Linked DNA regions of Homo sapiens: region 2 is linked to region 1. The links are chromatin loops, found by intact Hi-C in ENCODE. Cell type or tissue: PC-3. All regions are shown on one strand. Links, peaks and the distances in the headings refer to the core of each region. The heading gives the core; the rest is flanking DNA.

Region 1 (4,494 bases), core at 215-4,214:
AGCTGGATTTTCTGCACTCCCCAGTACAAACAGAGGGCAAGATTTGACCGTGATTACATTTATTTGGGCGGTGGAGATGGCCAGCCCAGATAAATCAGGCTCCGTGGTAGCTTTCTAACCAAGCTCAGAAGATGTGTTTTACTGGAGTAAGACATTAAAAGCTAATCTGAGAGTAGAGGCTGGGTTCCAGCCTCTAAACCCAGTGAAGATAGTGCCTAACCAGATAGATATCTGCCTGCATCCTTTCTGAGGTCCTGACACTCAGAAAGGTCTGTGGTGGTGGGTATAGGGAGTGCAATGTCCTCTTTGAGTCCCCAAAGGATTTAACATCTCCAACCCTAAGGATAGGCCAGTGTCTGCAGAAAGCAAGATGTAGGATCCCATGACACAGTCTCCGCATCTACAGAAAAACAATTTTCTTCCATGTCACTGGGTTCCTATTATTACCTCCTTTATAAGACAGATCTTCTCCCAGGGTATGGCCAAGAAAGGCATCGTGCCAAGGAGTTAAGAGGCTAGGGATGGTACTCTGTATAGGGTGTCAGCCATAATCTGGCTCCTAAATATGGGAAAGCCATTTAACTCTTGGTGTGGTACTGGCTTTTCTTTATAAAATGGGATGCAGGGGAGATGGAGAGGTTCCTTTTCACTACAAAAGTCTCCCTTTCTTTCTCTCTCTCTTTCTTTTCTTTTTCTTTCAGCACTGCCAAGAGAAGGCCTTTTGTACTCAGGTTAAATAAGAACATCCTGCAAGGAGTCTGTTCTTTTATGCAGCCTAAAGATCAAGTAATAATCATTGACACTGATACTGAGCATGTCGATTTTGAAGAGACTAGCATGTAAGTATTAAGTGCCTGGAAATAAGGTGAATTACTTGGACCAGGCGACTTTTTAAAAAGTGTGTGTGTGTGTGTGTGTATGTGTGTGTGTGTGGAGGTTGTTTTCCCATCACAAAATTGGTTGTAATATTTAAAGCTGATGTTTTCAGCTATCACCAGTTCTCCAACTGGTGAATTGTAAAGGACCTTAAGGTGAAAAGTAGAAAGTAGGACCTTAAAAACACTTTAGTCTTGACACCCAGTCTTAGAAATGCTGAAGAGTGGAAGATGTAGGCTATTAAATAGAACTATTAACTTTTGGCGGGGAAGAGCAGGAGGGATGTATAATTAACTCGTGTAAGGATTCTTCATCACCCTTAAGTTACAAAAGTAAAATAATTTTCAGAGGAGTCTAGGAGTCCGTGGCAGGAGTCACGTCAGGGAACTACCTGGCTGGCCAACCTAGGGGCTCCCAAGCCTGAGTCCTTCCGCAACGGCCCTGCCTCCAGTGCGGGCGCGTTTCCCAGCGCGCAGGCCCCGCGCCCTGCACGGCGCAGCACGGCGAATCCCCCATTATTGTTCACGCGCTCCCAGTGCCGGGTGCTCACGGTGGCTGCACTTGGGTGTCACAACCCGTCGCTAGCATACAGTAGTGTAAAATGAAGCTTGTTTAAAGACTCTCTTTGATGAGCGAAGATCAAACGGCCTGGGGACCCCCGGTCTTAATCAGACTTGAGCCAGGATGGCATTTTCACAAATAGTCCGTTTGCTCGGCTTTGAGCAGACTTTGTGCTCAGCACATTCATCCGGCTGCGGGGCGGGTAATCCCGGCTGAAGCCCCTTGCCTGGTCGCAAATCCATTCACACTACAATGGCTGCTGTTGGTTTGCTGTGTCAGTTCATGGGCAAATAAATACAGGGCCTTTCTGACTTAATTAGAGGCGGGTGAGGGGAAAGGCGACTGAGGGGAAGATTAAAGCTCTGAGGGACATCAGGCTCCGCGGTGTCTCCGGCGTCCGGGGGGAGGTGGGAGAAACCCGCTCTTCTGCTGCCTCCTGGTGGAATTTCCGTAGAAGTTCTTAGTAGGGAAAAGTATGTATTAATCCTGTAGTTATATTTATTTTCTAGGTCCAATTACTTGTGTATTTTCATAACTCCCTATGCTGCAAACTCTCTAAAGCCAAATATATTTTGTCCTTCTTAATATTCCACATAATGTTTTGTTGAAAAATTAAATCTACACATGGTAGAATTAAAATAATAAGGTCTGGTACTGTCACCACCATATACTTAAAAAATAAAAGGGAGCTGGGGTGCGAAACTTAGGTTCTTATTAAATGTTTTAGTTTGGTTGAAGTTCAAAGGCTCTATATTGCATTGCTGGATAAAAATGTCTGGGTCTCCAGATTAGTATGTTAATATATAATGTTATAGGGAAATGCTAGGCTAAACAAATATTAAGAAAGCTCAAACAATGTAACTATTCAGGGAGAATGAAAATATAACAGAATATGCTTTTTTAATTAATTTGGATAATAAAAATATTAATCTCAGATTTACATTTTCAAAAGGAAGATAAAAACATTCAATAGTTTATGCAAAACAATAGTTATAATGTACTATTTAACAGTTTCACTTCATTTGAGTCAACATGATGCACAAGGAGAAAAGGAACAGCAGGAAAATTAATAAAACAACATATTGGAAGTGCAGGTCCTAGCATAGTATATGCAACTGTTAACATATATGTTAATGGCAGTTGTGCATTTTATTGATAGCCAATATTTTAAACTAGACCCAATTTTGTTCTTCTGTCTGATGTTTTTTGAAGAGTTCTGGCAGAAAAAAAAAAGTTCTATTTTTTTTAAAGATTTCTTTTAAAGAAGAAAAGATCATGGAAGATGTGTAAGAAATGCCATCTCTAAACATTCAGTTCAATATGAATTGTGTACTCATTTTGTAGCTATCAGTTAGATGCTAAGTAAAAAATTGTATACTATTATTTTAGGATGATATTCTAAAATATATTTATAATAATGACTTTAAAAAGCACATCGACCTCTATCAAAACCTCTCAAAATGTCATTAGTATATTCATTATACTTGTCTACATTTCCTGATTGTGCTATTTTCTCCATCAGTATCTCCATCTTCTCATAATATTACTGCAATCCAGCTGATTCTGTTTACCACGAGAATCATATTCTTTAAAGTAAGCTCTAAGTTTGAAAAAGAAATGAAAAACATTTTGCAGATACCAACAGCTTTGTGAATTCAGCAGAGCCACAAGCTTACTTAGAAGCTATGGAAGCACTGAGGCAGAGTAGAGTGGTGAATTAGCTTTCTATTAGGGGCATATTCTTCTACGCCTTCCTGCTAATACCATTTACTAGTATCATTTACACTAAGAATTTTAGAAGGGAACTGTGGCTAGAGCTGTGAAGTCTAAAGGTTTAAAATGCATGTTTTCTTTGTATTTAGAGTTCCTGATTTGCAGGCAAAGTCCTAAACTTGTTTGAAAAATTACTTTGCTAGGGTTTAATTCACAGCTGAGATTAGAAAAATAAGTAAGTAAATAAGTGGAACTTTTTTTTTTTGGAACTTTCTTACAAGTATGTAAAGAATAGGAGAGAAACAGATTTTTTTTCCTGTTTTTATAGGCACTGAAAGGCAAATATTAGTCAATTAAAGGTGCTTTTCTTTTCCTTAAAAAAGATCTATCGAGGCCAGGCATGGTGGCTCATGCCGATAATCACACTTTGGGAGGCTGAATCAGGAGGATTGCATGGGCGGGCCCAGGAGTTCACAACCAGCCTAGGCAACACAGTGAGACCCCATCTCTACTAAAAATAAAAAATTAGCCGGATGTGATGGCACATACCTGTAATCTGTAGTCTCAGCTACTTGCAAGGCTGAGGTGGGAGGATTGCTTGAGCCCAGGAGGTGAAGGCTGCAGTGAGCCTTGTTTGCACCACTGCATTCCAGCCTGAGTGAGAGAGTGAGATCCAATCTCTTAAAAAAAAAAAAAAAATCTAGGCCGGGTGTGGTGGCTCACGCCTGTAATCCCAGCACTTTGGGAGGCTGAGGTGGGTGGATCACCTGAGGTCAGGAGTTCAAGACCAGCCTGGCCAACATGGTGAAACCCCGTCTCTACTAAAAATACAAAAAAATTAGCTGGGCATGGTGGCTCATGCCTGTAATCCTAGCTACTCAGAAGGCTGAGGCAGGAGAATTGTTTGAACCTGGGAGGCAGAGGTTGCAGTGAGCCAAGACCACACCATTGCACTCCAGCCTGGGCAACAAGAACCAAATTCCAATCTCAAAAAAAAAAAAAAAATCTATTAAGAACTCTGCGGGTCCAAGAGCTCTGATGTGCAAGGGTAGGAGAAGATGGAGTCCCTGATCAAGAAGAGAGAGATTTTTCCCTTCCTTCTTCTTTTTTGTTCAGGCCCCCAGTGGACTGGATGATGCCTGCTCATATTGGAGAGGACAAGCCTTCTTTACTCAATCTAATAATTCAAGTGCAAATCTTTTCTGGAAACACCCTTAGAGACACAACCAAGAATACTGTTTTACCAGTGATGTGGGTATCCCTGAACCCAATCAAGTTAACATATAAAATTAATCATCAAAGACAATTTCAAGTGAAAACTGTGACTCCACTGACCATGGAAAT
Region 2 (4,494 bases), core at 279-4,278, 1.3 Mb after region 1:
TATTAAGCAAAAAGAGCAGGTTACTGAGGAGTGTTATGGAATTATTTTATTTCGGGTGAAAAAATAAAACCCTCCAAATAAGCAGGTGAGTTCTCTCTCTACATATAAAGATTTACGGAAACATACGGAAAGTTTAACATTGGGTATCTGCTGGAAGACAAGTAGAAAGATTGGGAGGAGAAAATAAAATGTTTATGTTTTTATTATCTGACAACCAGCACACATTGTTTTTGCAATTAAAACAATCAAGGAAGCAGACATAGGCTAAGAAGAGATTAAAGTCAGCAAGTCTGAGATTTAGCGTATGCTCATAAGTATCACAAAAGCATGTCCGGACTTTTAACATGGCAAATGGGGATTTGGTACCACAAAACAGAAACTTTTTCTTCTTTTTCTAATTGCTCTAATATCAAGAAGCCCAGAGATTCCACAGCCTGTCTCCTTTTGTGTGGACACCTCTCGTGATGCCCTGGAGTCAGATGGTGAGTCTGGGTAACCGGGGGATTTCAATGTAGCATGCTTCAAACCCTGCTGCTATACTTCGGGAATTTGTCTTGGCCTAGATAACAAACTAGAAAGATCAGAGAAAATAAAAGATATTACTGTCTATTGCTTGCTTCACTATGTCCAATGCAGGCTAGGTGTTCTGTTGTTGTTGTTGTTGTTGTTGTTGTTGTTGTTGTTGTTGTTGTTTTGGCCCTGCAGACACGAGAAAGCATACCCAACATTCAATCTACCCTTGGTTCTCTCTGGCAGTCATAGACAGTGTAACATTGTTTTTTTCCTAACCTAGGAAACATATTGACTACTGTCCCAGAGAGCATTTCTATACATTGATAACCTCAAATAAATATATCACAGAATTTCAAAACACTTTTTATAAAAGCATCTTATTGTCAAACAGGGCATGAAAATGTGAACTGTTCTAAATTCTCAAGTTCCCTTCTTGCCTGTTTATCTAAGTATGATCTAACACAGTATCTGAGCAAAAAGACCAATTAAAGAGGCCAAGGAATAGCATTAATCCAAAACTGACTTGTTTTGACCCAGAGTACAACTTCCTTTTACCACTGACCCTTGATTGCTGGGACAGACCAAAATAAGTACATTTCTCCTCAGCGTTAAATCACAAATGATGCCAGTAGCAAGACTGCTTCACATCCAGGCCCCTGGGAGGTTTCACATGAAAGGGGTCACAGACTGAATGAAATAGCCTTTTACAGGAAGGCTGAATGGCACTCTCTGAGGGAATATTGATCCAAAAATGTACAGCCCATTAGACCCAACCCACAATGTAACCCTGTGTGGTATAAGCCAGACTACTCTTTACCCTAAAATTTTTGAGAGGCAGTTTATATTCAGAGTAGAGTATCTCATAAAACACTTTGCTATTCTCTTAAAAATATTTAGATACATGTAAATAAATAATCATATTAACTTGATTATTAAAATATTTTTATAATGGGAATCTCAGATTACAATAGGCCACATTAAGATTTAATTAATTACATTCTAGAATCACAGAATTATCAAGGAGATCAAGCAACCTATTATGAGTTTCATCTAATAACTGATCTAATTTTTTCCTATAATAATTTTCTTTTAATTTGTTATGGGGGTAGAAGGGAGTGAATAGGAAGCCATTCCTTTAGTCTCCTCACACATACTTTTTTTTTTTTACTACTATTAATTTTCCATTATTTCTCTGTTTTCTCCTCTCAGCCAAATATAAGTCCAGAGGTTTCCTCATAGGGGTTTTAGGAATTTCCCAGAGTCAATGTTCAAAGAACTCTCCATGCAAACTGTACTCTTTGTTTCTCTATTCCTTAAGACAAACATCGAGAAGAAAATTTAGCTTTTTAAATATATTCCCCAAAACCACTACTAACTGGAAAAAAATGTAAGACCATATGTACTTGATAATACACTTTTCAAACTTATAAATCCTGATATTGAGAAAGTTATATATTTGACAATATATTTTAAAATTCAACTAAAAGCCATTTCAAACTCCTAGTGGAGCCCACAATTGTTAAATATTATACTTCTGCTGCCATCTTGTGGTAATGGTTGAAATCTCTCTATGTCTCCCCCTCTATCTTCTCCCCACCGTACCACCTCTTTTTTGTTGTTTTTCCTACATTTAGGAGGGTACTTCTACTCAAACCTTAAGGATTCCCTTTCTTAAGCCATAGGGGAGATGACCTGAACAATGCTCTAGAAAGAAAAGTGGATGTTTGCAAATTCCTCATCCTGTATGTAATATACTTCTTTTCTCCTTATATTTTTCTCGTTTAACAAAGCCATTCCTTTTAACAATATAATTTAATACAAAAAACACATAGTTTTAATTTGGAATAATCTAATTTTTTTTCTACAAGGAAAGGGAACAGATTAAGGGAAAATAAATGTGTATCCTATCAAAGATTTTTCCCTTCCAAACTTTTTCCAAATTGTTTCTTTACAAAGAAAGGAGTCGGGGGAAGCACCATGTATTTCTGCTATAAAATACCACATGATGGAATGGCTCTTCACAGCCACAGGCATCTACTGTCAGGAATCAAGAAGGAGCCTGGAGGAGGAAATGAGAGGCCTCGCTGTGGAGACAGTACGGGAAGTGAGAGCTCCCCAGGGAACCCAGACTGGATGGAAGTGGGTGCCCCAGCATCCTTTATTATTTCTAGGCTGGCCTCTTCAGCCATGGACCTCACTGTCTCAAGGCAAGAGAGTTTATAAATCTGAAGGAGGATGAGAGTCAAATGTTTTTCTGATGATGTATTAATGTGAGCAATTTTTAACCAGAATGACTTATCCTCAAAGCAAGAATATATTTCATGAAAACCACCATCTCCATCTAACTCTATGTCCCCACAGCAATTCCTATGAAGAAGTTGACAAACAGCATGCAAGGAGTCATTCAAACACAGATACAGAGAGAACTCGGCCAGAATTCTTCAAACAGGGCAGTGGGGAGCAAAAACACAAACAGGAGAACAATCCATTTCATTCCTTGTTGAAAATGACTTTAAAACAATCTTTCCCAAAACTTTCTTGTGTACCCTTATTGACATTACGCACAATCTGTATTTTTACACCTCATTCTTAAAAAAAAAAATCTATGAACTCTTAATACTTAGCCTTACCCTCAGCAACATAGCTACACAGCATGGATTTGATGTGATTGTTGTATGTTTTCTCCCAACACTTATTAAAATATCTATAACTATAAAATAAATTCACTTCTCTACCACATAGAAGCATCCCTGGTGCCACCAATTATATAAACATCACACTTTGGGAACCATTGTTATGAAATTCAGGTGCTGGCTAAGTAGAATCTAGTGAATCTTACATTTACTTATAAATAATTAGCGTTAAGTGACACAGAGTCAAGATTCTGATTTTCAGAACCATAGCTCAGATCAGAGGCTCTCAAACATTTTTTTCTGCAGTGATTCACAAGATAGATGACATTCCCATGTGCAACATACTCTTGTGAAAAGACAAGACTGTCTGTGGATTATGTGCAATTTCCTGCCATGTATTTGTAATCTTCCCAGTCAAGAAAGCCAACTGGAATGCAAGAAAATGGCTATCCCTCGGGAGGTGCCTGTGAGTGCACGCAATCTTATTTTTTAAGAAACAAATTATTCATGAATTTTGATTTTTAAGCCATTATTTACTCATTTCTACCTTACAACTAATCAAATACACACCATTGTCATGGCACCACAGTTAAACCTGCCAGAGTAAAGCACAGGATATTGGATTGAGTATTTTGGAGTGATATTTTTCTCTGAGAGGAGACCAAATGGAGTGTGAACTGGTTTTATTCTTGGGAAGGCTTCAGGATTTTTAAAATTTGTTTTTTAATACGTTCTAGATAGTGCTCCTCTTACCTCTTCTCTGAAAAGTAGCATGTGGGAAGAGAAATGTATGGTAAGCTGAGGTTTTTACTTGGCTGGAATTTTTACTGTAAACAGACCTGGTTTCTACCCAAGGGTTTACAACCTGAGATACAAAATAATTTTCTATTTGGAAAATTTTTAGCATATGTAGCCAAGTACCTTGGTGACCATGTGATACATGAAATTAGTATTATCTGCACTATGGGGGCAATGAGAAGCATCAAGAAAAATATTAACATTTACCCAAAGGCTTATAGATTTGCTTATTAGACAATAACAGTACCATATAGTTGAATAAATAGACCCACAAATATTTGCAAGAGGCAAACATACAATTATTTTTAGAACCCTATAAGGTTTTTGCCAGTACTTTTCCAGCATTTGAGGTCAGAGTACTCAAATAAAGACACATCTGAGAATTTAAAACACATTTTAAAGTACTCTCTAAATTGGACTAAAAAGGAAGGAGAGTCTGAATTAGGAATAAGTCCGAGAGGATAATTGAAGAAGTGTAGTTGCAATATACCTATTACAAATAAAACAGTCAAACTAAATCCTAACAAGCTGATTACAGTAGTCATCTTCC

Evidence for each region. A loop is a pair of places that touch in the nucleus more often than their neighbours do. Peaks named below come from ENCODE experiments on the same cell type or tissue, not always from the same donor. Only the 100,000 strongest peaks of a DNase experiment are listed, where the experiment ranks them.
Region 2: a loop joins it to region 1, with 5 times the contacts of the local background. A loop is called at or near these places in 2 of 110 quality-filtered maps.

What each region holds. Positions count from the first base shown.
Region 1 is chr10:52,305,745-52,310,238 of GRCh38, reverse strand. PRKG1-AS1 (PRKG1 antisense RNA 1) reads left to right here. Exons shown (of 6, transcript NR_038277.1): 3 at 702-839. Among named protein-coding and RNA genes, the nearest start is that of PRKG1-AS1, 6.1 kb to the left of the region's middle. In PC-3, for the core only: CTCF peaks have their summits at 1,649 and 1,862 (motif pointing left); a DNase peak (open chromatin) is centred at 1,848; H3K4me3 peaks cover 413 bases; H3K27ac peaks cover 396 bases.
Region 2 is chr10:50,999,365-51,003,858 of GRCh38, reverse strand. It overlaps a transcript of PRKG1 not described here. Among named protein-coding and RNA genes, the nearest start is that of PRKG1, 73 kb to the left of the region's middle. In PC-3, for the core only: a CTCF peak has its summit at 2,063 (motif pointing left); a DNase peak (open chromatin) is centred at 2,068; H3K27me3 peaks cover 1,991 bases.